Linked DNA regions of Homo sapiens: regions 1, 2 and 4 are each linked to region 3. A link is a loop called in an ENCODE intact Hi-C map of the cell type or tissue named here. Cell type or tissue: adrenal gland. All regions are shown on one strand.

Region 1 (8,000 bases), 930 kb before region 3:
ACAGGCATGAGCCACCGCACCCTGCCCTATCAGTAAATATTATATTATAAACACCTATCACAAATGCATAGGTACTCAGATGGATTTCTGGAGATGATTCTTTAAATGTGTTTAATTATGTTGATTGATTTTTGAATCACAAACTGATTTTGTTTTCCTGTAATGAACCCGGCTTGGCTCTGATGTATTATTTTGGCATGTTGCTGGATTCGGTGTACAAGTATTTTGTTGAAGGTTGGTTTTTTGTCTGCAAACATAAGAGATACTGGTCTGTAATTTTCTTTTCTTGTTGTCAGGCTTTCCTGTGGGTTTTTGCTGTCCCCATAACTAAGTTGGAAGTGTTTCTTTTGTCTCTTATTTCTGAACATTTTTGGATAATATTGTTATTTTTTCTTTAAATATTGGATAGACTTCACCAGTGAAACCATCTAGCCCTGGAGTTTTCTTTGTGAGGAGACTTTTTTATTAGTGGATTACACTTCTTAAGTAGATATAGGAAAATTAAGAGTTTCAATTTCATCTTAAGTCAGCTTGGACAAGTTGACTCTTTTTCCAAGAAATTTGTCCACTTCATCCAACTTGTCATATTTGTTGGCATAAAATTGCTATTATCCATTGTCTATAGAATCTGTGGTATATCTTGCTTTCATTCTTGACATCGAAATTTGGGTTTGTCTCTTTTAAAAAAAAAAAAAGGTCTTGCTAGGGATGAATCAATTTCATTGATCTTTTTAAGGAATTAATTTTTGGCTTTGTTAATTTTCTGTTATTTGTTGTCTTCTCTACAGATTTATGCTTTTATCTTTATTGCTTTCTTTCTTGTTTGGGTTTAATGTAATCATATCTTTCTGGCTTAACGTGAAAACTTATGTCACTGGTTTAACACATTTACTTATTTTTTGAGAATCCACAGACCATTTATTAAGATAAATCTTATTTGAGTCCATAGACAAGTCTTGATAAATTTAAAAGGATTAAAACCACACAAAGTATGTTCTCTGACTATAAGGGATTTAATTAGAAATCAATAGCAGAAAGATACGTAGAGAATACCCAATGATTTGGAAATTAAACAATACATTAAAAAGAATTTTTTTACTATATACATTTAAAGCTGTGCATTTCTCCTAAACATAGCTTCAGCTCCATCAAATACATTTTAGAATGTCGTACTTTTATTATAATTCAGTTTAAATATATACTAAGTTCCTTTGTCATTTCCTATTTTGCACACTTGGATTATTTCAAAATATATTATTTAATTTCAATATCTATCACAGTGGCTTTTGTCATTGTGAGAAGTTACGAAGATTCCAAATTTCTTATGAGTGGGTATTGTTTGCTCATAAAAGTTTAGCCCATTAAAAATGATGTGGCATATGAAATAACATAACATTTTATTTCCTTTTTTATTACTTCTTTGTAAAATCCAATTTTAAACATTTTATTAAAAGCAAAAAGTTATGATATAGTATTAAAATATTTCATTTTGGGCTGGGTGCAGTGGCTCTTGTTTGTAATCCCAGCACTTTGGGACACCGAGGCAGGTGGATTGAGGTCAGGAGTTTGAGACCAGCCTGGCCAACATAGTGAAACCCCATCTCTACTAAAAATACAAAAAATTAGCTGGGCATGGTGGCAGGCGCCTGTAATCCCAGCTACTTGGGAGGCTGAGGCAGGAGAATCGTTTGAACCTGGGAGGCGGAGGATGCAATGAGCCGAGATCACACCATTACACTCCAGCCTGGGCAACAAGAGAGAGAAGCTGTCTAAAAATAAATTTCGGTTTGAAGAATACATACATCAGTATCTATATATGTAAATCACATGTATTTATGTATATGTGATCTTTACACCACAGGTAACTTAAAAAATGTGAATGCTGTTCCCTAACAGACCTTTTTACTCTCTTCAGAAACTTCATAACATGGATATTTGAAGGAAATCCTAGAGCTGAATTTAAAGACGGGGTTTGAGGAGACTTGAGTCATTCTGTATAGTAAAATAAGATTTTGTTGTTTTGTCATTGTTTACCCATAAAATGAGGGAGGAGAGCTAAGCACTATGCCTATGAAGCCTGCATTGCAGAATCTTTCAGCAAGATTAATGTCAAATGTGGAATTTTAAGATGTTGACATTACTATATGTCAAAGAGTGTTATAACAAAGTATCATTAACCAGTGGCTTATAAACAACAGACATTTATTTCTCACAGTTCTGGAGGCTTGAAAGTCTGATATCAAGGTGCTGGCAGATTTGGTGTCTGGTGAGGACCCACTTCCGGGTTCATAGATGACGCCTTCTCACCACTGGGTCTTCATATGGTTAAAGGGGCAAGACAGCTCTCTGGGACCAATTTTATTTATTTATTTATTTTGAGATGGAGTTTTGCTCTTGTTGCCCAGGCTGGAGTGCAATGGCACGATCTCTGCTCACCACAACCTCCGCCTCCCAGGTTGAAGCGATTCTCCTGCCTCAGCCTCCCAAGTAGCTGGGATTACAGGCATGTGCCACCACCCCGGCTGATTTTGTATTTTTTGTAGAGACGGGGTTTCTCCATGTTGGTCAGGCTAGTCTTGAACTCCCGACCTTAGGTGATCCACCCACCTTGGCCTCCCAAAGTGCTGGGATTACAGGCGTGAGCCACCGCGCCCGGCTGTCTGGGACCAATTTTGTAAGAGCATTAAACCTATTCATGAAAGCTCTGCCTTCATGACCTAATCAGCTCCCAAAGGCCCCACCTCCTAACACCATCACCTTGGTGACTAGGTTTCAACATGTGAGTTTTAGGGAGACGCAAACGCTCAGAGTATAGTAGTTATATCCTTCCATGTCCACTATCGCCACCTGCACATGTGCCTCTCATAAAAATGCATTGAAAAGGTGAGTTTGGAGGCAATTAACCAAAAATCTACCCAGTTTTAGATTTAGGAAATGTAAATCTTAAGGAATGGAAAGCCTTCCTGCAGACGTCTAAGTTGTGTTTGGGTGTGTATTTATTTGAGTATATCTGCATATAAGTGTTAAAGAATCGGAGGACAATTCACTAATACACATTCGTTATCTCTAGAAAAAGGATTTTTAACACATTTGCTTATTCCAATTTCTACTATAAAAATAGATCACTGTAGTCATACTCCCACTTATGGTTAAGATGGTATAACCAGAATGAGGTAAGTCTCATTTATTTATCAGCTTAAACTGAGATTCCAGGGTTGCAGCATGCAGAGAGAGTAGAAACCACTGGGAAGCCAAGACAGCTAGAGTTCACAGAGCAGAGAGAAAAAAATCGCACAGAGATCAAGCTTGGGAGATCTGCAAAGGGTTCCCCTGGGGCTGTCCAGTGAGACCTGGTCAGTAGATATACACGGGAGGATCCTACCCAAGGCTGGGGAAGGAGCCACGTGACAGGAGCACAGGGAACAATCCTCAGAGCATACACAGGAGAAGTAATGGTTGTGCTTCCACCAGCCAGAGAGGAAAACCTTATAAGGCATAGAGTACTCGGAATGCTAGAGACTAAAGGCTGCCCTGATCCTACCTGACAAAGTTTAAAAAGAAAGCCTAGTCCCAGCGGGGCGTGGTGGCTCATGCCTGTAATCCCAGCACTTTGGGAGGCCAAGGCAGGTGGATCACCTGAGGTCAGAAGTTCGAGACCAGCCTGGCTAACAAGGTGTGAAACCCCGTCTCTACTAAAAATAAAAAATTAACCAGGTGTGGTGGCATACACCTGTAGTCCCAGCTACTGGGGAGGCTGAGGCAGGTGCTTGAACCCAGGAGGCAGAGGTTGCAGTGAGCAAAGATCGCACCACTGCACTCCAGCCTGGGTGACAGAGCAAGACTCAGTCCCCCCCCCCCCAAAAAAAAAAAAAAAACAAACCAGCAAAGCCTAGTCCCAGAATAAAATTTAAAATGACTTTTGGGAATAAAAAGTAATAGATTATTGTTAATTTCCATTACTTTAAAATCTGATCCATTACATATTATATGCGTGTATCAAAATATCACATATACCCCCAAAATATATACAACTATTATATGTCAATTTTTTAAAAGTTGTACCCAGTCTTCAAATTCCAACTAAAATGCTAACTGATTCCTTCATCTGAATTTTTGTAGCATTCTTTTATGGCAATTAACACAGTCTATATTTTAGAGATTTTATCCAATTGTATTGTAAATGGGTTTTATCTATTAGGTTGGTGCAAAAATAATAGCGATTTTTGCAATTACTTTTAATGGCAAAAACCACAATTACTTTCGCACTAACCTAATGGTTGTGCTGTAAATTCCCAGGGGATAGGGAACACCCAAGATTCATACAACTTTGTGTAAATATGTTAACCATCTTGCATTATTAGTGCCTTACATAAATCTGATTTTAAAATATATATTTGCCCAGTAAATGAATATTTCAGTAAAGTTTAATAAAAAAATATAAGTATTAACTGGCTATTAATTCATATGAATTTATGTAGAAGTCTTCTTAAAAATTTGAGAGTTAACTTAAGAATCATTCTCATATCATTATTGCCAGCATGTTTTCCAAAGTATGAGCCTAAATATATGGACTAGCCAGTTCTCATGGCCATTAGTGTACACTTGTAAAATTATTTTTATTTATGTTGGAATTTGCAAAGTCTATTTTCAAATCCAACTGGGATTATTTTTATGGCAGAGATTATTACAGCGGTATTTCTAAGTCATGTAGAAAAAAATGTGAATCTGGGAGGTTCTGTGATGCTTAGAGATTTCAGTTCCAACTTGTTCCAGTTGATGTCACTATGGCAAAGGTATCCCACACATGTGGCATACAGCAGCGGGGGAAGGAGGATACAAATCTAATAATGTGGCCAAATCAAGAGGAAACGTATTTGGGGGCAAGGCTAAAATGGGAATGGGAGCATGGCAGAACATCAGGATTCCACATCTGGAATCAGAGGGGCTGAGTGAATGCATTTACCTGATCTTCTATGAGTCAGCAAAACAAACACACAAAGCCATCGTGAGTTTGGAAGCTGTGAAACTGCTGCTCTTTGCAATGACAGATCTTCCTATGCTCTGAACTGCAGCAATACATTGAGGTAGCAGTAATTACAGACTTTCATATGGCTTCTCTGCTCTGTAGAAGTAGTAAATGAACCTCTTGGGGCTAAATTTCTAGCTTTGGGCTCCTGCACCATCTTTCTCCCTACAGGAAGTCACGACAGACAACAGAGGAAGTCCAAAGCAAGGACAACGCTGTTTATGAAAAGGAGTGGTAATGGTTCAGAGTGAAAATTAACAGATGTTGGGATAAAAATGTCTGCCTGGGTACTTTATGGCTCCAAAGTAAATAATATGTCCCTGAGTTTTAGCAGCTGTTTAGGGACTCCTGTATCTTAGTGTTAGTTTAAACGGCAAGGTAAAGGAACTCATGTAACTTAACACTGTTCATCAACACAAACTTACTGGATATCTTTCTGAAATGTGAAAACAGATCTGTTTTCAGATACTATTCAACTGTGCAAGGAGGCAAACAGATGTATTCATTAACACTCCCCACAGAGCATATTGTGATATTTGCAAATGGAAAATGCTGGAGCTGAGGTTACACAAATGTTTTCTGTTATGAAACTTCCTTCCATAAGACCATGATTTTCAAGGAGGATCTCATTTAGGACTGTTTTTTGTTGTTATACTTTCTGTAATGGGTGATTTTTCTAATTAAGATAATTTGCATTTTAACCTTGTTTTAGAAAGTGATTATTCTTTTTTTTTCTGTCTAAAGGTAGATAATGTTACCTGTTTAAATTCATTTTTTTAACCCAAGTTTTGCCTCAGGATCTATAAGTCAATTTTTTATAGTAAGATATTGGATGCCCAGTGAAGAAAAGGTTTTTGCCAAGCTGAAAGAAATTCAAGGCAAGATTGTGAGATGTCATTGGTACAATACACACCAACTAAGAATCCTTGTTTCTGTTTTATGCCTATGAACCAATAACAGTGATCAGTGTGGGGACATTTCATTGGAATTCTGCCTGAGAAAAAGCAGGAGTGTTCAGTCCTTCAGCGCCACCAACAGCTCTGGATGCCAAAGGACCATGCTGGTAGGGCTCAGAGTGCTCAGACAGAAGTATGAGGCAGAGTTTCATGGGGAAATGAGATGGGTCTGAGATGGGTAGGAAGAGGGGGAAAATGGGCCTCTCAATGCTCTCATAGCCTCTTAATGCTCTCAAAACAGCCACTGAGGCAATGAAATTTTTTTTTAACTTTTAGGTTCAGAGATACATGTGCAAGCTTGTTATACAGGTAAATTATGTTTCAAGGGGGTTTGATGTACAGATTATTTTGTCACCTAGGTAATAAGCATAGTATCTGATAGGTCGTTTTTTGATCCTCACCCTCCACCCACCCTCCACCCTCAACTAAGCCCTGGTGTATGTGGTTCCCTTCTTTGTGTCCATGTGTTCTCAATGCTTAGCTTCCACTTATAAGTGAGAACATGCAGTATTTGGTTTTCTGTTCCTGCCTTTGTTCACTTAGGATAATGGTCTCCAGCTCTGTCCATGTTTCTGCAAAGAACATGATCTCATTCTTCTTTTATGGCTGCATAGTATTCCATGCTATATTGTACCACATTTTCTTTATCCAGTCTACCATTGATGAGCATTCAGATTGATTCCTCATCTTTGGTACTGTGAATAGTGCTGCAATGAACATGCACATGCATGTCGTCTTTCTGGTGGAATAATTTGTATTCCTTTAATTATATACCCAATAATGGGATTGCTAAGGTCGAATGGTAATTCTAAGTTCTCTAAGAAATCACCAAACTGCTTTCTGCAGTGGCTGAACTAATTTACATGAGCACCAGCAATGTATGTATATGAGCATTCCCTTATCTTTGCAACCTCACCAGCATCTGTTATTTTTTTACTTTTTTATAATAGCCATTCTGACTGGTGAGAGATGGTATCCCACTGTGGTTTTGATTTGCATTAATTAAAAGAGATTTATTTATTTATTTATTTGAGACAGGGTCTGGCTCTGTTGCCCATGCTGGAGTACAGTAGTGTGAACAGGCTCACTGCAGCCTCAACCTCCCAGACTCAGGTGATCCTCCTGCCTCAGCCTCCTGAGTAGCTGGGGCTACGGGTGTGCACCACCACGTCTGGCTAATTTTTAAATTACTTGTAAAGATGGGGTCTTCCTATGATGCCCAGGCTGGTCTTGAACTCCTGGGCTCACGTGATCCTCCCACTTTGGCCTCCCAACATGCTGGGATTACAGACGTGAGCCACCACAGCCAGCCTGAAACGAGTTGAAAGGCACAGGGAGAACCCAGGTTTCTGTGGACTCCACCAGGACATGATGGAAAATGGACCTTGAATGAAATTCCTTGATTACGTGGCTAGGAAGACTCCTGGTATCTGCTGTGGTAACTTCAAGCCACAGAGGAGAGACAGAAAATTCCCTGAGTCCGGGGGATAATAGTCATGACAAGGGTGAAACAGAAAACGAAAAAAAAAGAGAGGAAGGGTTGATACCTGTTGACAGAATAAACACTACAAAGGAAAATCATCCTTGTAAAGTAAATTCTGTCAACATGAATCTTGTTCGTCAAATTTGATTTTAATATTGAGAGTAAGATAGTTTTCAGTTTGTCTGCTGGGACCATGATGAAGCACTTTCTTCATCTAGAATTTCCCTGGTGATCTTTCTGGGGATATTTTTCTGTATCCCAAGCTTTCAGCAAATTTTGATGTGTTGCCCACTTTGTGTGAAGAGAGATACAAAAGAAGCTTATGTGACCCCTGCTTCCCCATGTGCAAGACAAAACTGGCCCCTAATGAATTGAGATGAGATTCCCAAGATTTGGGGACTTCATGGAAGGGTAAAATTACAAAACAATAACAATGTTCTAGTTTTCTAAGGCTGCCATAACAAAGTCCTATGGACTAGGTGGCTTTAACAACAGGAATTTATTTCCTCACAATTCTGGAAGTTAGCAATCCAAA
Region 2 (8,000 bases), 840 kb before region 3:
GATCGAGACCATCCTGGCTAACATGGTGAAACCCCGTCTCTACTAAAAATACAAAAAAATTAGCTGGGCGTGGTGGTGGGTGCCTGTAGTCCCAGTTACTTGGGAGGCTGAGGCACGAGAATGGTGTGAACCCGGGAGGCAGAGCTTACAGTGAGCCGAGATTGCGCCACTGCACTCCAGCCTGGGCGACAGAGCCAGACTTCCGTCTTAAAAAAAAAAAAAAAAAAAAAAAAAAGGGAGTAAGAGCACTACAGAAGATTAGTATAAAAGCAACCCATTAGAATAAAGATACAAGACCCAGCGCGGTGGCTCACACCTGTAATTCCAGCACTTTGGGAGGCTGAGGCAGGTGGATCACCTGAGGTCAGGAGTTTGAGACCAGCCTGGCCAACATGGTGAAACCCCGTCTCTACTAAAAATAAAAAAGTAGTTGGGTGTGGTGGCACGTGCCTGTAGTCCCAGCTACTCGGGAGAATCGCTTGAATCCGGGAGGTGGAGGTTGCAGTGAGCCGAGATCACACCAGTGCACTGCAGCCTGGGCGACAGAGTGAGACCCCGTCTCTAAATAAATAAATAAATAAATAAATAAATAAATAAATAAAAGACACAAAATTCATAAGCCAAAAGAAAACGCAAGAGGATAGACACAGTAAATATAATACATTCAGCAATTACAATCTAAAATATGACAGAATTGACATCAAACATGGTAGTTATATCAAAACTAGATCGGCTTAATTTGCCTATTAAAAAAGATTATTTTCGGATTGGCTCGTATAGCAAAAACTCAACTGTGTGCTGCACACAAGATACACACCGAAAATGCAGCAATTGAAATAGCTAAAAATAAAGGAATGAACGAAAATTTACCAGACAAATGGAAACAGTAAGACAGCAGGCATTGCAATCCCGATACAGAAGTAGAGACTTCAAGCCCCAAACAGAACACAAAAGAAATATAGAGCTATAAAATGGCCCTTGGGCATATGAAAGAATAGCCCAATTATTCATAAGATAAATACAACTTAAAATTGTACTGAGATTGTACTCTTCCTGACCCATCATATTAGCCACAGCAAAGTCTCCCCAAATCTCATTAATCTTTTTTGCGCAGCAGCTACTCCTATAATTCTATTTGGCAGCACTTCAGTTTTGTATAAATTACCTATTGATTAATCCCCAGACCATTGGGAGAATACTATCAATATACCTCAATTTAAGAATCAAGATTATAAGGCATTATCTTTTCATAATTATATATGTATGTATATATACATTTGGCTAGACATTTTTTTCATTAGCTTTAAAATTGTCAGAGGCGTCTGAACCAGAGCAACTCCATTTTGAATAGGGGCTGGGTAAAATAAGGCTGGGACCTACTGGGCTGCATTCCCAGAGGGTTAAGTCATTCTAAGTCACAGGATGAGATTGTAGGTCTGCATAAGATACAGGTCATAAAGACCTTGCTCATAAAACAAGTTGCAGTAAAGAAGCCGGTCAAAACCCACCAAAACCAAGATAGCAATGAGAGTGACCTCTGGTTGTCCTCACTGCTACACTCCCACTAGAGCCATGACGGTTTACAAATGCCATGGCAACATCAGGAAGTTACCCTATATGGTCTACCAAGGGGAGGCATGAATAATTCAGCCCTTGTTTAGTAAATAATTAAGAAATAACAATAAAATGGGCAACCAGCAGCCCTTAGGTTCACTCTGCCTATGGAGCAACCACTCTTTATTTTCCTACTTTCTTTAAAACTTCATTTCCTTTTCCTCTATGGACCCGCCTTGAATTCTTTCTTGCATGAGATCCAAGAACCCTGTCTTGGGGTCTGGATTGGGACCCCTTTCTGGTAACAAAATGATCAAAGTTAAAGCTGTAGTTACTGTAACTGAGTTGGCCTTGGAATGCCATCCCATATAGTGCCATGTTTGAGAGCTGGTTTTCATTTCATTGGTGGCATTAGAAATGTACTATTATATTAGGGTTAATTCGCCCTGCTACCCCAACTAGCTAGCTACCTCCCCTTGGGCCAGGCAAAATGGAACAGTAGCTTGTACATATGAATTGTTAACATGTACATATCTTCATACAGCAGTCATGTCTAACTGTCCCTAACAGGGCAAGGGAGATGACCGGTCATTTTTTCTCATGAAAACAAGATACACTCAGGTGAGTTTTGAGTTTGTTCACCATGCAGAATGTGACGAGATAAGTTTAATTTTCTAGCTTAGTGTTTTTAGCTTAAAATGTTGCAATCTAAAGCTAAAATGTTCACCTGAGGCCAAGGACAACACAGCAAAAACAACAGGGCCAATGTGTCCTCAGACCTTTGGAATCGCAGTCAGATATCACTATGAACTGAGTGTTTGTGTTTCCCCCAAATCCCTATGTTGAAACCCTAATCCCCAATAATGGGATGTGGAGGTGGGACCTTTGGGAGGCAGTTAGGATTAGATTAGGTCATGAGGGCAGAGCCTCACGATGGGACTAGTGTTGAAGGGAAATGAAGAGACCATCTTATTCTTCACCATGTGAGGATGTGACCAAGTATCCTCATTTTTCTAAGAAAAAGAGAATGAGTTACTATTTTTTTCTCTTCTTTTCTCCATTTTCCAGTTTCCCATGTCCTACTTAGCCCTTTAGAAATGCAATTATAATTGTTTACCTCTCCTTCACGAGACACTCCCTACAGGGCAAGGCTGTCTAACATGTGTTTCAAAGCTCCAGTGAAACTCTCCCTCACCAGGAGACTGCTCAGGAGACAACAGTCAATTTACAACCCAAATTATGCCCGCTACAAAACTCTCCCCCACCTGGAGACTTTCGGACACCTTTGTAATCGAATTCTGTCCACAAAGACGTCAACTCAACCGCCTGGTAGATAAGGCACCACAACGAGTACAGGGACCTCCACCTGCTCACTGCCTTCCCTGCATGTCATTCGTGCCAGGCCCTCCTTTTATTTATTTATTTATTTATTTATTTATTTATTGAGACGGAGTCTCGTCTGTCTCCCAGGCTGGAGTGCAGTGAGCCGAGATTGTGCCACTGCACTCCAGCCTGGGTGACAGAGCGAGACTCTCAAAAAACATAAATAAAATAAATAAATATCCTACACTGGTCAGGACAACTCCCTTCAACAAGGAATTATTCCCTGCAAAATGTTAGTAGCGTTCAGGATGAGAAACCATGCTTTACAGATAATCAGCTGTCTTAATTTTTATTTCCCTGGAACTTTTCCCTTTGTCTCTCATTTGGGACAAACTTGAGGGCCAAAATATGGCAGCAAAATGTTTTAGATCAAGTAAAGACTGTAAATTAGGTCTATGAAATATTTTCCCAGCACTGGGAGACACATGTTGGCCCCAACTTCCTACTCAGACTTGCAATTAAGACACAACAGGTGTGGGTACCCAACATGCGAAGACTTCTCACTGGTCTGTACGTCAGTAAATGGTCAAGATTGTTACTATGGAATCATTCACACCAGCACAATGGTGCTCCTCCAAGAATGTATTTATTTACATGAAAACACCATTTTATACAAATTGAAGACACATCTTAAAAGAAGGGTTTGTCCAGGCATGCCTTCCTCATCCCCTTATATTGCCACTTCCATTTTCATCTTCTTTTGTATCATAAATGAAACTTCAGACTGGTTAAAGAAAATTGAATCTGCCTCTTCTCCCCACCCAAAATTACTTCGATTATTTAATGTCTGTAGTCATCCTTCAAAGAAAAGTCTTGCCCGGGGTTATTTTATTTAATTTATTTATGTAATACAGTGTAGAAAGCGATCATGTCATAAGCAATGATTCTGTACAATCATCCTGCAGAAAATTGTTTTGGAGAATTCTTGGTAATTGAAGACCAGCAGAGCACCCCTCCCCACCCGCCCCGTAAAAGTGCTTACAATGAACAGGGATTCTTTTCTTTATCAAAGACCCAAAGATACGTGGACAAAAAAAGAAAAGCTTGAAGTCTCAATGCCTAATGTGTGCACATAAAACAGGCACGAAGAAACAAACGTGTGTATCCTCTTAATTCCTATATCACAAATATAGCAGAAGCAGCAATCTGTACAGTAAAATGCAGTCATGGAAAAAAAATCTCTCTAAAGCATCTGAAATACTTAAAAATGTTTAACTTTAAAATGCATAGTGATCAGGAAAGGAATACTTAGGCAAGAGAAGCAGCTGAACTCCCACGTTCACATGAAGCATCCCCCATCGATTCTTAAAGCATATGTAAAGTAGGACTTAATTGGGTCACAAACCACAAGAATAATATACAACTGGCTAAGGGGCTATGTGATAAATAATCAGGAGAGAATCTATTCATGCACTAGTTTGATACAGCTAAATTCTTTACAGTACACAAAACCCATTAATAATGTAGTATAGAGACCAAAATGTAAAGAGAGATAGAATACATTACTGATGTGTGGATTAATTCAAGTTCAGGCATCTACTTGTGTTACAGCACAGCTGTCAAAAGGCGATAATGAGTAAATCATAAAACGGGTTTGTTTCTTCCCACATTATTCTATAAATGGACACCGATGGGTAGTGAAGCAATGGTTTTGCTGTCCAACTTCAGAGGCTGCTGTGGCGGGGGTCTAGTTCTGCATCTGCTCAAAGAACTTGTAGGTTGGATTTTCGTAGCCGTTCTGCTGCATCTTGGACAGGTGGCGCTCCTCTGGGGTGACAGCGGCGTCAACCTGAAAAACAAGAGGAGAGCTGAGTAAAAAATAAAAATCAATCTTTTAAGGGTGAACATGGAGAAGCAGTAAAAAGATAAGGAGTACAGTACTCTTCTTTTGCCAAGATTGCAGAACACCCATAATTTTCTCCCCCACTTTGACATCTTGGAGCAGAACGCCTTTGCCCACCAGTTACACAGATGCTGTGCTCCATCTAGCCACCAGGTGGCGGTGGAAACCTTGACGCGCTTGCAACGTGTCCAGTGGTTGTTTCTGGTTCCCCAACTCCACAGTAAGTGGATAAACCCAGTGCAATGGTATTTTTTCCTCCCCTGTTGGGTCCATAAAGGACAAACAGAGTCAACGGAAGCCTGTTTTACGTGGAAGTGTTTTGGTAAAATAGATAAAACCACAAGAGTATCATGGAGGGAGATTCAGCAAAGTATACTGTATCTTGGGTGACACTCAAATCTGTGTAGAAAAATACTCGATTTCCTGGACTGCTGAATTTAGTCTAGCCCATTTCTATCAAATTTTATGTTTGTTAAAATGTTAAGGAGAGGTTTGAGAATCAATTAAAACAATAACATATACCAAAGGGGGCTATTATTTGGCACAAGAAAAAAGGAAGAGCAAGGACGACGCCATTCTAGATGATGTAATTTTTTAAAAACTGAGAATTAAGATACTATAGAAGTATGTTCAGCTCAAAGTTTAAAATCAGACCCTCTCTGTTAATATGTTGCTTTACCTCTAAGGTCAGGCCAGTAACTGAAGACGTTTTTCTCCCCCTGTCACTGTTAGAGCTGTGTGTGGCATTTACTGTCTGCAGGTTGGGCAGGGTACTTACCCCTACAACGTGGGCAGTGGCTGTTCTTGTTTTACTATATTTGTTATACCTCTCCCCGTTCGCAGAAGAGAGGAGGTCCTTAACTCTGCTGAATGAGTATGTTAAAATTCCTCTTTTGTAAAACCATGGTAAGATGAAGAGAATAAATAGAAAGTCATCAGAATGAAGAGGCATGTTTTCCAGAGAAAAGTTTGGATGTACCATAGAGAAGATATTCCTTCAAAGGGATATTTCCTAGAATGGGCTGCTCATTCATCTCTGGGAGAATACTGCAGGCCCATTCCCCCTTGTTGAGTGTTGCCAAGTGACATTCCTCCCTTATGCAGCTTTTCCCCCTACACACCCCATCTGGCATGGATCTGAGCCTACACAGCAATGCCCCTGAAGCCAAGGAAGAAAAAGTACCAGCGAGGATGTAGTGTCAGCAGTAAGACATGAGGTCTCGAGATGGAGCTAGATATGTCATGACTAGACCACACTGGCTGATAACAATTCAGACTAAAAGATCTGTCAATATGGCCGGGTGCAGTGGCTCACTCCTGTAATCCCAGCACTTTGGGAGCCTGAGGTGGGTGCGTCACTTGAGGTCAGGAGTTTGAGACCAGCCTGGCCAACATGGTGAAACCTTGTCTCTACTAAAAATACAAAAATTAGCCAGGCGTGGTGGTGCACGCCTGTAATCCCAGCTGCTCCACAGGCGGAGGCAGGAGAATGGCTTGAACTTGGGGGGTGGAGTTTGCAGTGAGCCAAGATTGTGCCACTGCACTCCAGCCTGGGAGACAGAGTGAGACTCCATCTCCAAGAAAAAAAAGGCCAGGTGAGGTGGCTCAAAATCCCAGCCCTTTTGGGAGGCCAAGGCGGGTGGATCACGAGGTCGGGAGTTTGAGACACGCCTGGCCAACATAGTGAAACCCCATCTTTAACAAAAATACAAAAAAATTTAGCCAGGCACAGTAGCACGTGCCTGTAGTCCCAGCTACTCCAGAGGCTGAGGCAGAAGAACTGCTTGAACCCAGGAGGCTGAGGCTGCAGTGAGCCAAGATCGTGCCACTGCACTCCGGCCTGGGCAACAGAGGGAGACTCTGTCTCAAAAAAAGTAAATAAATAAAAATAAATCTGTCAGTATAATCAGGTCCCCTGTGGTCCCTTCGGATAGCCCCACTTCATGAAGTGATTGACTCTTTTCAGTCTGGGAGTGAGGTGGAATGACTACCAGTGGCTAATCCCAAGGCAGCTGGAATAGGTAGATATACAGCTCCCTCATCCCTTGGGACAGAATGTTCCATCCATTATGTGCCCATTTTTTTTGAGTTGGAGTCTTGCTCTTGTTGCCCAGGCAATCTCGGCTCACTGCAACCTCTGCCTCCCAGGTTCAAGTGATTCTCCTGCCTCAGCCTCCCGAGTAGCTGGGATTACAGGCACCCGCCACTACGCCTGGCTAATTTTTGTATTTTTAGTAGAGATGGGGTTTCACCATGTTGGCCATGCTGGTCTCAAACTGACCTCAGGTGATCCGCCTACCTCGGCCTCCTAAAGTAGCACTAGGACTACAGGCATGAGCCGCCATGGCCATGTGCCCCGATTCTTACGTTTCCATTTATGGAAGAGACTGTGCGCCACTGTGAATCCCTCCCATCTACCACCCTGTGGCTCAGAGCTGCCTGAGTTCCCCTGCATCCAAACCCTCAGCTTACTCCAATGACAGACCTAGGCATCTCCCCTTAGCACACTCCCACCAACAAGCTCTGACCAAGGCCAGTACTCAGAGGACTCTGCTCAAATGGATGCTCAGCTTCACTGTCCTTCTGGGAGCAAATCACAGATATTTTCCTTATCCTCTCCTCTTTCCTTTGCTGTGCACTGTTGTCAACAAATGAGGTCACCTGGCTTTAACTGGTAACTGTGTAATTAGCCTCCAACTTGTAAGTTAAAAACCATGGTTAAAGATTAGCACCAATAATGAGAGATTTCATTCACTCTGTAAATCTGTGTGCCAGGAGACAGCCTATCTGCAGCAGTACGCCATTTGAACTTGGGCATCATTTTTGCTCCCCATCACCTCGAAACTGAGAACTCAAAGAATGCCCAGGTTAAAAAAAATTATCTTGCTTAGGAGATCAAGCACAAAGCTGCTATGTTTCTGATTGTAGAAAAAAGCCACAATGCTGCTTGATTGTTGGAATATTATACTTTTATTTCTTCCAGGAGGCACATCTACCATCACACTGGCTGTCAACAATCATTTGCATGCATCAAGGGCAGGGGAACACCTGGCAATTTGATAGGTTTATCTCCTCTTCAAACTCCAAAGCCTAACGCTTAAGAGTGCCCTGCTAGAGATGCGAGGCTCCAAGGCTGGTGCACAATCCAGACCTCTAACTCTCCTGTCTTTTCTTGGCTTCTGTTTTGCTACTTGATAATCCTATTACCTTTTGCCACTGA
Region 3 (8,000 bases):
AACAGCATTGTTCTCTGTTATGATTTATAGAGTTGCTCTGAAGTTTTTGTTTTGTTTTGTTTTGTTCTGTTTGGAAGGGAGTGTGATAAAGAGAGCACTTTTGTCCCTAACTTGCTGTAGAGCTTTTCAAAAATTGTTAAATGTCTTGTAGGATGCTTTGTTGGCAAGCATGAGATAACTGTATTGACTTGTGTGCCTCAGCTCCAGAGAAAACAAAATTAGTTTACTGGAGCAAAAAATGTTTTGAAAATTTATATAAATTCTACAAAGAAATGTCTAAAAACTTCTGATTTTGCACTGGACACCTCTCAGCCAAAATGGTAGAATGGTCAGGGGTTGAATTGTGACCCCCAAAAAGATACTTTGAAGACCTATCCCATGTACCTGAGAATGTGACCTTATTTGGAAATAGGGTCTTTGCAGATGTAATCAAGTTATGATGAGGTCATTAGGATGGGCCCTAATCCAATATGACTGATGCCTTATAAGAAAAGGGAAGACTATATCAAGAGAAACACACAAGGAGAGAGCACCAGGTGGGCACAGATGTAGAGACTGAAACCATGTAGCTGTAAGCCAAGGATTGGACAGGATTGATGGTCGCCATCAGAAGCTAGGAAGAGGCAAGGAAATATTCTGTTACTGGAAAGGGGTCCAGATCCAGACCCCCAAAGAGGGCTCTTGGATCTCTTGCAAGAAAGAATTCAGGACAAGTCCATAGAGTAAAGTGAAAACAAGTTTATTAAGAGAGTGAAAGAATAAAGAATGGCCATTCCATAGGCAGAACAGTCCCGAGGGCTGCTGGTTGCCCATTTTTATGGTTATTTCTTGATTACACGCTAAACAATGAGATGAGTGGATTGTTCATGCCTCCCCTCTTTAGGCCATTTAAGGTATCTTCCTGACATTGCCATGGCATTTGTTAACTATCATGGCGTTGATGGGAGTGTAGCAGTGACGACGACCAGAGGTCACTCTCATCACCATCTTGGTTTTGATGGATTTTAGCTGGCTTCTTTACTGCAAACTGTTTTATCAGCAAGGCCTTTGTGGCCTGTATCTTGTGCCGATCTCCTATCTCATCCTGTGACTTTGGAATGCCCAACCTCCTGGGAATGCAGCCCAGTAGGTCTCAGCTTCACTTTACCCAGCCCCTATTCCAGATAGAGTCACTCTGGTTCAAAAGCCTCTGATATTTCTATCCAAAGACTCAGAGGGAGTGTGCCCCTATGAGTGCCTTAAGTTTGGACTTCTAGTCTTCAGAACTGTGCAAAAGTAAATTTCTGTTGTTTTAAACCACCCAGTTTGTGGTACATTGTTACAGGAGTTCTAGGAAACACATACAAATGGCTGCAAGTCAAACATGCAAAAGGGAAAGCTGTTTTTACTTATTTGCTTCTCTTTTCTCTTGGGGTTGGAGGAGAATCCCTGCCATGGAGCCAGCGACCTAGGGCCTGAGAGTGTGGCTTTAGGCCCTTGAGGTGGTGCCTCAAGTAACTCCATGGAAGTCACAAAAATCAAGTAGATTAAAGACCTGAGTGTCCCCCCGCCCCTCCGCATGTTCTTATGATAATGGGAGTGGAGTTGGTGATCAGGTGGGCTGTTTGTTACAACAAAGTATTTGTAGAAGATAAAAGGTTTGTAAAACTAAGCAATACATCTTTTCTTCAACAAACCCTGTCTCACTTTCTGTTATGTGCCTGTGGTCCTCTCTACTGCCCAGGAAGCTGGGTCATTCCACTTTCTCTGATCTAAGAGAAATTGCAGAGATGAAGGAGGGCTTGGCAGTTCGGGGACTAGCAGCCGGTGGTCAGCATCAGAACCAGTACCATCAAAAAACTGCAATGATAGTTGTCAACACTAGGTGGCACCACAGCAAAGCCTGCAGACGCCCCAGTCTCCAAGGAGTGCCACGCATCCCTGTGCTAGGAAGTTATAGGAATTCTCCTTCATCTGTGCGTGCCTCTTGCTTTCAGTAACCTACACCTTTCCTTTCAAACAGAAGTGATGCCTACCTGTGGACTAAGGCAGGGTTCAGCCTTAGAATGGGCTCATAATTCCTAGAGAATCATGATCCTGTAGAAGCAGGTGAAAGCAAAGACACCTGGATGAAAAGTTGAGTAAAAAAGAAAGCACCAATACCTGTGCTTTGAGTCACTTCACGATGTCCCCACCGCCTCCCTAGCTAAGACAGCCCTGCCACTTTCCCTGCCCTCCCCCACTTTTGTATGTCCAATTGAACCCTTTCTACAAAAGTCCCTTGAGAATGCCTGTTGTTCTTCTGAGGATGCTGTTAATACTCACTTTAGACATCACCAGGAGGCACCCAGTGCGGCTGGCTCCATCTCACAAAATGTGACTTCTGCGATCCCCATCCTTCTTTGTATTTCTGGAAACACATGAACTGTACATTGAGTTGGTAAGATCCTTCCTGGAACTTACTCCTGACCACATGATCAAAGCCCTGTGTAGTTTTCATGGTATAAGGCAATAACTCTTACTTAAATTTATTGGTTCTTTTTATATACAAGAGAACAGGTCAACTGCAACCTGTGTTTTAAGCACATTCAAAATACATTATAATTTGTTTTCATTTAACTGTCATCAACTTAGGTGAAAGTCATCCTTTTTAAGACCTTTGATTTGGAAGGAGTTTTCTCACTTGTGTTACATATTATGCCTTGCCTTTAAAGGTAGTCTTCAAACAAATATAATAATGAAAATTGGTTTGTATTAATGTAGTGGTAAAAATTTAGGTCTAAGGAGACAGATGAATTAGGTTTCTCGAGTCAATTTGAATGCAACAAAAAAAATCTAGGTTTCTTATTTATAACTCCTGCATTTTACAAATCTGTCCATTTGAAGCTGTGGGCTTACATAAATCTGTCACTTGGTACATCAAATAATCTGGGATTGCTTACAATTTAACCATTAAGATCTTTTCTAATGCAGCTCATTTTTTAGAAAATCGTATTCAAGCATAGATTGCTGGGTTTTATTTAAAATTAAGATTTTTAAGACACAATATTCTCTTTTATTTCAGCTTTAGATCCCTTCCCCAAACAGTAAAAATGCTCGCATAAAAATAAAATATTATGAACAGATTTAGTGGCAGCTGATTCTGGGTTAAATGCTCCACCTTGTGGTTGAATAAGGAAATTTACTTTTTAACTTTTTATTTAATGATGTTAATATGAAAGTTGTCTTCTCTTTTTGTCCTTGGAAGACAAAGAGACTGCTGCTGCTGATGGTGAAATTATCCATAATGTGTATATAGATTCACCAAGAAGATATGATTTGGTGGCTTCAGAAGCCAGATTTCGGGGTACACCAGAGACTCAGCAATTGACATTGGTGCCATCTGGTAAAACGTGACCAAAATGAACCCCAAGTTAGTACCCTGAAGGTTTTACCCTTTGTGTAGAAACGTTTCCTAAGTCATTCTACACAATAAATTAATACTACACAATTAATACCTGCACATATAGTCCAGAAGGAAATGAAATGGACAGGTGCCTGTGTGCGCGCCTGTGTGTGTGTGTGTGTGTGTGTGTGTGTGTGTGTATGTGTGTGTGTGTGTGTGTAGGTGGGGTAAGGGGATAGGAAATTACAGCTCTGAGGGTGAAACTAATTTAGTTCTATTTTCAGAAGCCTCAAATCTCCACTCCCACTTCTCTTGCAGTATGCAGGAAGGAGGCTGGATCCCATCAATACCTAAGGAAAGCTCACTATCACTTGCTTTGGAAAATGGAAAATTCCATTCTCATCAGCTTTCTGCAGAACCTGGAGCCATCTCAGCCAACCAGAGTTCTTTCATCGAGATGGGCCCTACAGATGCTTTCTCCTTTCTTTTCATCCTAAAGAAATGCTACCCTCATATCTGTTTTTACTTCCATAAGCTTATTTTTCTTTTTGTCACAGAACTTCGTAGGTACATTTTAGGGCACATTAAATTTTAGCTAATACTTATTGCTTCCGAAATAATATCTGTTCTGGTTTTCAATTGGCCATTCTTGCATTGCTATAAAAAATACCTGAGACTGGGTAATTTATAAAAGAGGTTTAATTGGCTCATGGTTTTGTAGGCAGTACAGGAAGTATGGTGCTGGCATCTGCTTGGCTTCTGTGGAGGCCTCAGGAAACTTACAGTCGTGGCAGAAGGCAAAGCAGGAGCAGGCACATGGCCAGAACAGGAGAGAGAGAGAGTCGGGGGTGAGGTGCCACATACCTTTAAACAACTAGATTTCACAAGAACTCACTCAGTATCTCGACAAGAGCACCAAGAGGCTGGTGCTAAGCCATTCATGAGAAATCCACATCCATGATCCAAACACCTCCCACGAGGCCCCACCTGCAACACTGGGGATTACAATTCAACATGAGATTTGAGAGGGAACAAATATCCAAATTATATCACCATTGCATTTTATTGTTTTCTACCTTCAGTAAAATAGCTTCTGACAGCAAAATGAGTCACACTAGACCTCCTGAATTTAAGGAGAAAGGTGTGTGGTCTATTAACATTTGTGTATTTTGTTGTCCTTTCCTTGAAAGTAGAAGATTCAGAAGGAAGTCCCAGGCCTCCTAGTCCCTTCCCCCTGTCTTTGCAAAGAGGATGAAGACGGTAATGCCCCATCTCAGGGAACATGTTCCTAACAGCCAGTTTAAAACCTTTAACACAGAAAGAGAAAGAAATAGTTTTGCTGAATTCATTTACTAGTAATATTTTAAAAGCAGTGTTTAGGCCGGGCATGGTGGCTCATGCCTGTAATCCCAGCACTTTGGGAGGCTGAGGTGGGCAGATCACAAGGTCAGGAGTTCGAGACCAGCCTGACCAACATGGTGAAACCCCGTCTCTACTAAAAATACAAAAAAAAAAAAAAAGAAAAAAAGAAAAAATTAGCCAGGTGTGGTGGCACGCGCCTGTAATCCCAGCTACTCAGGAGGCTGAGGCAGGAGAATCGCTTGAACCCAGGAGGCATAGGTTGCAGTGAGCCGAGATCGCGCTGCTGTACTCCAGCCTGGGCGACAGGGAGAGACTCTGTTTCAAAAAAAAAAAAAAAAAAAAGGTAGTGTTTAAGGTATGTCACATATGTAGAACATCAGAATGAGAAAATGATGACAGTGGGCAGGCTGGCGGGCGACTGCAGATGAAATGTGGTGATTATGAAAAGTGTAGCATCTCTAGAGCCTTAGGCACATGCCTGGTTATGTGTTAAGAGCTATTCAAGAATAAGCTGTTCTAATAATCACAACTCTATAAGATGGGGCTACTAGTGTCCCCATAAAATATAAGGAAACTGAGACATGGGGTCATTGTCACACCTCCCTAATGTCATATGGCTGGAAAGTGGCAAAGTCAGAATTTGAACCCAGGGTCCTTCTGCCTCCAGCATTCATGTTCTTCATCTCAACACTCTCCCAGATTTTGTGGCAACAGTTGAAAATCAATATTGCCCTAAACCACTGTAATTTCAACAAAGATCTATGAACACCTATCATGTGTCAGGCCCGTGATGAACTCTGAGGGCACTGAGATGGATGACCTGGTCCCAGCTGTCCAGCCTCTGGTGAGTCTTTTTCAGCCTGTGAACACAGCTGTGGGAAACCTCCAATACCACACACAGCTTTTGCCCACCGGGCAGGCCCAACAAATGGCGTCTAGACACCACATACCATAGAGCCGCTGCCTTGCCAGCCATGAGGTCACACAACGCACTAGTCCACAGCACGCAAGCTGCCTTGGCGGCGTCTCAGGCCTGCTAATTGGGACAGGTGCAGAGTGATGACAGCGGGCCACCCACAGAGCTCTGGCACACTGGCAAAGACATGAGGAGCGGGAGGACAGGAAGAAGAGAAAGCCTGAACTGCAGCCTGGGCAGTGGTGGCTGGCAGATAAAAACATCCTTTATGCACCAAGAACTTGGCTATTTTTGGAATGGGCATTCCCTAATCTCTAAAGCAAATGGTAAAGCCTCAGGAAATGAGAGCCTATGAAAATATATGCCTACATGCAACCACCAGCCTTCCAAACTGGAAAGATAATTTGCACATATACACACATACACGCACGCACAGACACACATACATACATGCACAAACACTCCGATAATTCTAGTAGAAGCTGTGGATCTTTGTAGGATGTAAAGGGAAATGCTACTTCAGGGACAACCATTTTAACAGGTTCATTTCAAATGGGTAGGTAAGAATTAGAAGTAAAAATAAAAGAAAGACCATCTCAGTTACAGGTTAACAGTTGGTTAGGAGACATCATGAAAATGCTAAAGGAAAAGGAGCAGATTTAGAAGAAGCATGTAAAGAAATAAAGTTGACCTTTCTAGATTCTGAAGTTATCGGCAGAATTGATCTAATGTAAGTATTGGCAGGAATATTGTAGGAAGACACCAAGAGGAATGAGATAAGGTCACTTGATTGCAGGAATTTATAGTATAACAGGGCAAATCATTAAGAAATGTCTAAAGTTTTGGTGGAAAGACGCTCATTTTTATGTGAACTAATGGATGCTAATTTTCTTTCAAATGTATAACTGATATTGAATTTAAATGCTCAGCTACATGTAACATGCATTTCTGTTACAGTCTGTTAGGATCTCAGTGGGACTTTAAGAAATAATAAGACATAGAAACATGACTCGTAATGAGAAGCTAAACACAAAGATAGCGTATATGATTTATATTATGCAACTTTTTTTTAAAGTTAGGAGGCAATCACAATTGCTTACTTAATCTAGGTACTTGCAATTAAGCCATGAGCTGAGTATCAGATACCTATTCATTTTCTCCACATCAAAAGTTATCTGTAGGCCAGGCATGGTGTTTCACGCCTGTAATTCCAGCACTTTGGGAGGCTGAGGTGGGTGGATCACCTGAGGTCAGGAGTTCGAGACCAGCCTGACCAACATGGTGAAACCCTGTCTCTACTAAAAGTACAAAAATTAGCCAGGCATGGTGGTGTGTGGCTGTAATCCCAGCTACTCGGCAGGCTGAGGCAGGAGAATTGCTTAAATCTGGGAGGCAGAGGTTGCAGTGAGCCAAGATCACGGCACTGCACTCCAGCCTGGGCAACAGAGCCAGACTCCATCTCAAAAAAAAAAAGAAAAGTCATCTGTAAATCAGATATTCTTAGAACATTTTAATAAGTCACCTCCTTTATTTCAAAAGCTTATGCTTTGCAACGTATTTATCAAAAAATACCTGACAACTGCACTTCCGTTTGGATGTTGCAAGAATAAAATTAAGATAATATTCATGAAGTCTTCTGAGGCCCTTATTATAGATATTTTAGATAAATGTTTCATTGTTATTAGAAGCTAAAGCAATCTATTAAGTGCCCATGGCATTTATTTTTTAATCGTGAAAACTTGGAAGTTATTTGGTTTCTGTTGTAATTTTAATAGTTACATTTGTAACACAAAAGATAAAGAAAATTTATTTGTTAATGTTTGCTTGTGTGTGTGTGTGTGTGTGTGTGTGTGTGTGTGTGTGTGTGTGTAGGATGACTTATGCCCCGCAAAGATATTCAGCTCTTAGACCCTGTATCCCTGTGTAAGTTACCTTATGGCAATAGGGATTTTGCAGATGTGATTAAGTTACAGATCTTGAGATGCGAATATTATTTTGAATTATTCCAGTGGGCCCAGTGTAATCACCACAGGGGTCTTCATAAGAGGGAGAATTAGAGTCTGCAGCAGACAGCACCATGGAAGCAAGAGGTTGCAGTAATGTTAAGAAGGGGTCATGAGCCAAGGAATGCAGGCAGCCGCTGGAAACTGAACAAGAGAGAGGAATATCTTCTCCCCTGGAATCTGTAAGAGGAACCAGCCCTGATTGCACCTTGACCTTCATCCAGGGAGACTGACTGTGAACTTCCGACATCCAGAAATATAAGAAAATAAATTTGTGCTGTCTTAAGCCACTAAGTTGGTGGCAATTTGTTATACAGAGCCCCAAGAAACTCATAGTGTGTGTGTGTATACATTC
Region 4 (8,000 bases), 150 kb before region 3:
TGGGGTATCTATCTAAAGGGAAATAAATCATTCTATCAAAAAGACAAATGCAGTTGTACATTCGTCACAGCACTATTCAAAATAGTAAAGAGACTGATTCATCCCAAGTGTTCATTAATAGTGGACTCAGTAAAGAAAATGTGGTACATACACACCGTGGAATACTATGCAGCCAGAAAAAAAAAAGAATAAAATCATGTCCTTTGCAGCAACATGGATGAAACTGGAGGCCATCATCCTATGCAAATTAATTCAGGAACAGAAAACCAAATACCGCATGTTCTCACTTACAAGTGGGAGCTAAACACTGGGTACTCACGGACATAAAGATGGCAACAACAGATGCTGGGGACTTCTAGAGCAGGGAGGAAAGGGAGTGGGGAGGGTTGAAAAACTAACTATTGGGTACTGTATTCAATACCTGGGTGACGGGATCCATTGTACCTCAAACCTCAGCATCACAAAATATACCCAGGTAACAAATCTGCACATGTACTCCCTGAGTCTAAAATTAAAGAAGTTGAAATTATCAAAAAATAAATAAATAAAAGCCATTCTGATTGTGAGAGAGCTAATGTCCCCACTATTCCGTCAGAGTAGGACAACCAATGTGTAAGTAACGTCATGGGTGCCTTTTGAACCATGTCCAGGACAGTGACATCTTATTAAACTCGCCATCAATATCGAAGATTCAATTGCTACCGTTGCATTCCGGTGACTACTTTTATAAAGACATGGTGTTATCAAAATATTTTGAGCCAACGTTACAGGAAACCAAGCCCAAAATGTTGTAGCCAAGAAGCTGGATTATACCTGCAGCAAACATCTGGATCATGTTACACACTGGTCATTGTTTTTATGGCATTTTCCAGTGCTCTTGTCTACTTCCCAGAATTAAACTACCCAAAAGGGGAGATTTAACAGAATGGCAAATACATTTACAATCACAACCTCTCCAAAATGAAATTTCAACCACACTTCAAAGCCTTTTTTATGTTGGTTGCTTTCTCTGGGATATTTGAGAATAATTTGACAAAGATCAGTGTTTGCGCCATACAGGAGCTTTTTCTCACTGGAGAAAGAACAGATCATTCCAATTTGTCTTCAGAAGATAAATAATATTACTTCTAATGTCCAAGTTAGTATCCCTGAAAATCAGCCAACTTAAACTTTCTTCAATGACTTTTTGCTGAAAGGTGTGGTCTGGAAGAAGGTTCCCCAACTCACCCCTGACTCCCAACTCACCCTGCCTCCCACCTTAAGGAATGCGCAGAACAGGAAAAGCAGTATCTGGCTTGAAGCACTTGCTTAGAAATGGCCCTTGCAAGCTATAGCTAAGATAAGAGAGGAAGGAAAGGGAGGAGACAGAAGTTACTGGCTGAGGCCCGGAAGGTAAAACCTTGACCGAATCCTGTCTTTGTAGCCTGCAGTGGGAGTCAGACAATAATATCAACACTTCACTGGGTCTCCTTCCAAAAGTAACTCTATAGTACAACATGATGCTTCAGGTATAGAAACCTTGCTCTTATTTGTTTAGCCAAATGAAATGTGAATCTAATGCATTTGCTTTGGGGAAAATAATTTAGATTATGAGCAGTGCATCTACTTAGATTTTTGTCCCACAAAGCTGGCAATTCATTTAATAGTATGAACTATTTTGACTTCTGTGGTGTTCCAGCATCTAACCTCAACCCTTACTTCTAGCCATACCTCTTAGTTCCAACCAAACTGAAATATCCTTTGTTGCATGTACAGATCTTGATTTTTGACTTTGATCACACGATATCCTACTATATCCCACTCCGTCTCGTTGGGTTCAGGGCGTCTATATTTTTCAAAGGTCTAGTTCCTTCAAGTCTTCTTCAATTCAGTTTTCCTGAGCAAATACTGATTGATCTTTTTGCTGAACAAAATAGACATTGTCCTCATGAAGCTTACTCTTTTAAGCCAGCAGTAAGACTTTCTTCTTTGAACATCTATAGCACGTGATTTTACCTCTCCTATGACACAACCTTTTATACCTTAAAGTAACTTATGATCATACCGTAGTTCCCAGAGAAGACTGATAAGAACATGACCTCTTACGGCTCAACATACCTCACTCAGTAAGTAATAGTTGAATGAATATGAAAAGCATAAAAAGGCCTCTGAATAACAAGTCCAGGAATTGACACCAAAGAGCTTATTAGCTAAACACTTCTTAGCAAAGATAGTAAGTCAACTTAGCACTGGCTTACAACTACTTTGTAGCTTATGATAGAGGGATTCCAAAGAAGAGAAATGAATGGACTGAAAACTTTCTAAACTAACCACCCTTGTTGCTGGCCAGCTTCGCTGATTTCCTGAGCCCTGAGGAGCTGGGCACCTAGCACTGGGGAAACAGGAGGAGGGGGCAGATGTGTAAAGCAGAAGCTTTCAGTTTACCACAGGGAATATAATAAACAAACAAACAAACAAACAAAATTGTGGTTCAATGGAGTGGTTGAATAAGTGTGAGTGAAAGTATTAAATATTGTCGAGCAGAGGAAGTGAAAAGCATAATTACTTCGAAAGAACTAATAAAGAGATTTTTTCAATAGAAAATGAATATTAATGCAGTTGACTCTGTTAATCCCTCAAATTCTGAAAACCTTATACAAATTTAATAAAAGAAATAAATGTTGTAAACAGATTAAATGTAATTCTCTTCATTAAATACGAAGAACTTATCCTACTTTTATGAATTTTCATATTAGAAGGTCAGCATTTTTCCTGCCATAAAACATCTTTAAAATGGTAACTCCTAGACAGCCACTAATTTGCATTTCAATAAACAGGCTAAAAATGTCTACAGAAGTTATGGTGACTCTTTTCTAGCAAGGTTGAATGAGAAATTCAATTCTTTTAATACTCAGGTGCAACACTGAAGAACATCATTTCAGTTGCAATATCTTTTTGAGTATCAAAGGTAAATTTCAGTGCTATATATACATTTCGTATTGGAGGCTCAGGGGTGAGCCTGCGATTTTTGTCATAGGACGTTAGAGACACAAAAACATTTTACAAAGAACTTTGCTTTTAGCTTGCATTGTTTTGTGAATATGAACTGATGCAAAGACCACGTGTGTAAGACACTTTATACCTGAATAACCAATGAAAGGCCATTTGGGGCTCCATATTAATCACAAACAAGAAAACCCACTTTGCTTCGTTAATTATTAGCAGTTCTTACTACGAATAATTAGAAGGGAAACCAGATGCCCTTCTCTTATAAACAAGTGTCTATCTAAATCAACGAACCTGTACAGATTAGACCCTGGGTGAATTCATGCTTCTCAAAAACCTTGTGTTTGACTTCAGTCCAATAGCTCAGTCTACCACACTTGTGAATCTCCCAAAGAACGAAAACAAAGCTCTAAGTTTTTTTTATTCACAAGAGGGAAAACCAGGACTATTTAGAAAGCAGAAGATGGAGAGGCCACTGCCTAGCCTATCCAGATAAGTTTATTTGGATATAGTTTACTCTATCCAGAGAGTCAAATCCCCTAAACACGAGACTGCTATTTCCAAGGTGGAAAGGGAAAGAAAAGAAATGCAAAAGGTAAAAGTTAAAGGAAAAGGAACAAAACAAAACCGCGTGCGGCTGGAAGTGCGCGGGTTTCTGCCGTCGCCTCGCGGAAAAGGCAGAAGCGTCTGCAAAGGTCCTTCTGCAAAGGTCCCGGTCCGTCCAGCTCAACCCACGTTAGCCCGGACCGTGACCCAAGGGCAGCCCCGAGCCTCTGACCCTCTCCGCCGCCCTCCGTCACTGACCTGCGTAGACAAAGAGCAGGACCAACTTCGGAAGCAAGACCCCTGGACGCACGGGTAGCCTCGGAGCGTCCATCCAAGCCGGTGGCCTGAGGCTTGGAGCGAAGGGAGAGCCCGGAACCGGAGGGAATGGGGAGGATGGAGGGCGATCAGATGGAGAGAGCAGCGCTCCTGAGAGCCGGGTGGAGCAGAGACCCGGCCATTGCCTAGGGAGCCTTCCAAGGGAGCCCGGGCCGGGCGCGTCCCGGGCCAGCGACTGCGGGACTCCGCGGAGCTGGGGCGCCCGTGGCCCGAGACGGGCTGCGCTGGGGGCCCAGGTCTCTTTGTCTCGCCCCACTGCGCTCAGGCGCGGGGAAGGCGGCCACTCCGGCGTCCTTGGCCACCCAGGCTCACATTTCATCTCCGCGGGTGGCAACGACTGCGGGCAGGGGGCGGGGGTGGCCCCGACTCCTCCCCAAGCCCGGGTTCTTCCTTCTAAAGAGTGACTAGGGGACCAAGAAACTTTTCCTAACCCCTTGCTTTGGCGATTGCTATGGAGTTCAGCCTGCTCCTTTTTAACCTTGCCTCCACTACAATTTTTCCTTTCTAAGCAATGGATGAACAACTTTGCTTTTTATCTTTAAACAAAGGGAAGGAATTTTCAGGGTTGAAGGTATTCGACAAAGAGTGACAGTGAAGAAAACTCAGGATTGGGAAGTACAGAAAGTGTATGGCATCTCTGCTGAAAGCTGATAAAATGTTTATTATTTTTTCCTGTAAATTCAGAAAAAAAAAACACAACAGTGCACACTGTCGTTATGATTTTGACGTTTTGGAGTTACTGGCCTATGCAATTAAACAAGAGAAAGAAAAAGATTTATGAAAAATGAAAGCTAAATTGTCATTAGCAAATGAAATACGTGTATACATGGAAAATCAAAGTTAATCAACTATAAAGCTCTTGTTTAGCAAACCAATAGTTTTCTTTCCTGCAAACAAAAATCAGAAAGTTCTCAATGTTATGCATGAAGGAAAAAAAATGATACGAATAAGTAAAGAGATACTTTTTTCACTAAGAAAATTTAGTAGGATAAAGACAACAAGATTCCCCAAATTATTATATACATTTGGAAATAAAATTGATCCCAATTTTTAAAATAACATGATTTTTTTCAAACCAATCTGATTCTAAAGTTTATATGGAAAATAAATATGTAAGAATATCTATTTAAAACAAGAGTAATGAATGGGAATAATGAATGGGATATTACATATAATATCACAATAATTAAAACAGTTTAGATTAACATTGGAATAGATAGGCTTAGTGAAAGAGAAAAGGTAACCCAAAAGTAGACATGAGTATGTACAGCAATTTAATTTATGGTTTAAAGAAATATCAATGTAAAGTAGTAGGGGAAATGATGAGTTACTCAGTGAAAAGTGTTGAGGCCGTAAATAGCCATCTGTGGAGCCTTATCTTTTTACATCAAAATCAGTTCTATATGAATTACATATTTAAGATACAACTATGAAAATATTAGATTAAAAAATAAGAGGATAACATTCAAATAATTGTGGAATAGGGAAGCCTTTTCTAAGCATTATAAAAAACTCAGAAACCATAAAACAAAATATTGACCAACTTGACTAAATAAGAATTAATACTTCCAGTTGGCAGACATTTAACTGGCAAAAATATTTGCAATGCAAAGTCCTAATCTCATTATTATACTGAGCTTAAAAAAATCAATAGGAAAAACAACCAAGAGATAACTGAGGAAGGATATTAATAGACACTTCATACAAAACAAATAAATATAAATATAGAAATAAAATTGACAGTGAGACATCACTTTTCATGTATCAAACCAACCAAATACAAAACCAAATGAACTCTTAAGGGAAACGGTGTGGTTATATGTACGAAAATTCAAATACACATGTACTTAATTTAGTCAGTTCTCTTCCAGGAATTTTTTCCTGTAAATGCAGTGCTGCAAGGGAATACGAGAGTGGGAGGAAACATCACCCCCAAAATAAACATAAGCTAAGCTCTTTACTGTGTTTTACACGTTGGTGAAGGCCCAACCATCCACCATGTTCTAAAGAAGGCTGATCAGTTCCACCTTTTTTCTCATCCTCGCTGGCCAATCTATCACCAAGTTCACCTAATCTGTCCACCTGAACACCACCCAAACGCATTTTAAATTATCATCTATTTCTGTCCTAATCTAGACTTTTATAGTCTTGATTATATTCAGCCTCCCTGCCTTCAGAGATGTTTGCCAGACTGAAGCTGGAATATTTCTTCTTAAACTACAGATTTCATCATGTTCACTCACTCAGTAGCATCCTGTTGCCCTTAGGTTAAAATTCAAACATTTAATCCAGGGTGTTCAAGAACTTGTTCACTAGGTCCTGTCATTCTTGTAGCCTGATCAAAACATTCCACTGGGAAGCACAATTTCTAAATAACTGGGACAATGGTTGGAACCTAGAGAAAATCCCAGGCATACAAGCCCTTTGAGTCTTGAAGGAAGAAGATACAGATGGAAGTCAGTGTTTGCAGAGCTGAAGAATGGTATCCAGCCTGCTTGGAATAGAAAAATGATTGTCTTTGCAGATGAGACTGAATACAGATCCTTGATGGGCTGGTAGCTGTGATAGAAGAAGGGGCTTCTCCCGCCCACTTTTTGACACAGATCAGGAAGAGGCTGGCTGTTGCCACTGAGGCCCATAGGAAGTTGCAGTGTTGGTCAGGATAGTCTCTTTCAGCTTACTTTTGAGAACAGAAAGACTTCTCATACAGTTCAACAGATTGGTCGAGCAAGCTTGCCTGCAAGTGTACCTTCCAGAGCTGCTACCTTGAAGTATGCTGATGCTCAGGAAACCAAACTCAATTGACATGGAAAGGCAAAGAAAGATGGCAAGCCATTTAAGAAATTGTGGTAGTTAAAAGAAAGGATTTGAAGGAAAAAAAGATGTATATACAAATATGTATGGAATGAGAAACCTTAAGAATACAACATCAGAGGAACTAAAAGAGTTCCTGGAAATTAAAATAAATGTGGTTTGAGGTTTTAAAATTTACAGAAAAAAATTATAAAATAGTCACATTAAAAAAAAAAAACTTAGATTGTTAGATCAGGCCAGGCGCGGTGGATCACGCCTGTAATCCCAGCACTTTGGGAGGCCGAGGTGGGTATCACTTGAGGCTAAGAGTTCAAGAGCAGCCTAGCCAACATGGTGAAACTTCATCTGTACTAAAAATACAAAAAATTAACTGGGCGTGGTGGTGTGCACCAGTAGTCTCAGCTCTCAGCTATTCGGGTAGCTGAGGCAGGAGAATCAGGAGGTAGAGGTTACAGTGAGGTAAGATCATGCCACTGCACTCCAGAGTGAGACTCTGTCTCAAAAAAAGAAAAAAAAAATTGTTAGATCAAATAAGGAGTATTTTTCATATAACAGAGGAAAAAAAACACAAAGAAATAGAAACCACGAATAAAAATATAAAAACCCAAAGAATGGGAATAATGTGCAGGCTAATAGTTTCCAGAGAAACACAAAGTGAAAAAGCAAACGTCAAAGAAATAATGTTTTAAAATTCTGAGCTGTAATAAAATTTGAATTTTCATATTTAAAATGGTGAGTTAGTTCCGAGAAATTTTTTTTGAAAAGAAGCACAAATATGTACATATCTTAGAGACCAGTTTCAACAAGTATAAATTTAAAATCATATACATTTTCATATATAATTTTTATGTTTCCTTGAAAAAGAGAATCTGACAGGCATCAGATTTCTCATTTGCAACCCTGGAATTGAAGAGGGTGAAACTATTTTTAACCCACTGAAAGATAAAGAATGCAATCCAAGAATCCTCTTCTAAATCAGATTTTATTAATATTTCTGATCCACTATGACATCTAGAACAATGTTTATTACAATTTTAAAAAATAGTTTACATGTACAACAGAGGTAAAACAGTTAAGTAAATTAGGGTATATCCACATTATGAACTCATATCTAATGTTTAAAATTGTTGAAAAGATCTTTAAGATATATAGTTAAATAAGAAATGGAATACAAAATGATCTCAACAGTGGAAAAATGCAGCTAATGTTTTCATCTTTTATTGAACTTTCTTTTTCCCCACTTTCTTCCTGGGTATCTCTTTTTTTTTAAAAAAAAAAGTACCTCTGAATGAGGTATATGCTGAAATTTTAAATGCTTG

The links. A loop is a pair of places that touch in the nucleus more often than their neighbours do. Peaks named below come from ENCODE experiments on the same cell type or tissue, not always from the same donor. Only the 100,000 strongest peaks of a DNase experiment are listed, where the experiment ranks them.
Region 1: it touches region 3 in a loop (2.7-fold over the local background); 25 of 110 quality-filtered maps call a loop at or near these places.
Region 2: it touches region 3 in a loop (4-fold over the local background); 88 of 110 quality-filtered maps call a loop at or near these places.
Region 4: it touches region 3 in a loop (2.4-fold over the local background); 2 of 110 quality-filtered maps call a loop at or near these places.

Annotation. Positions count from the first base shown.
Region 1 is chr21:25,785,469-25,793,468 of GRCh38, forward strand. No RefSeq gene overlaps it. Among named protein-coding and RNA genes, the nearest start is that of GABPA, 54 kb to the left of the region's middle. In adrenal gland, a CTCF peak has its summit at 4,828; a DNase peak (open chromatin) is centred at 4,913; H3K4me3 peaks cover 901 bases; H3K27ac peaks cover 594 bases.
Region 2 is chr21:25,877,046-25,885,045 of GRCh38, forward strand. It overlaps APP (amyloid beta precursor protein), which reads right to left. Exons shown (of 18, transcript NM_000484.4): 18 at 3,505-4,726. The coding sequence ends at 4,625. Among named protein-coding and RNA genes, the nearest start is that of GABPA, 150 kb to the left of the region's middle. In adrenal gland, a CTCF peak has its summit at 4,937 (motif pointing right); a DNase peak (open chromatin) is centred at 4,936; H3K27ac peaks cover 315 bases.
Region 3 is chr21:26,714,216-26,722,215 of GRCh38, forward strand. No RefSeq gene overlaps it. Among named protein-coding and RNA genes, the nearest start is that of ADAMTS1, 130 kb to the right of the region's middle. In adrenal gland, CTCF peaks have their summits at 1,858 (motif pointing right), 2,065 and 3,120 (motif pointing left); DNase peaks (open chromatin) are centred at 1,736 and 1,776; H3K27ac peaks cover 966 bases.
Region 4 is chr21:26,569,079-26,577,078 of GRCh38, forward strand. CYYR1 (cysteine and tyrosine rich 1) reads right to left here and starts at 4,208. Exons shown (of 4, transcript NM_001320768.2): 1 at 3,790-4,208. The coding sequence starts at 3,862. CYYR1-AS1 (CYYR1 antisense RNA 1) reads left to right here. Exons shown (of 4, transcript NR_135515.1): 4 at 1-174. In adrenal gland, no CTCF peak of the experiment used is centred here; DNase peaks (open chromatin) are centred at 3,943 and 4,043; H3K4me3 peaks cover 3,801 bases; H3K27ac peaks cover 3,776 bases.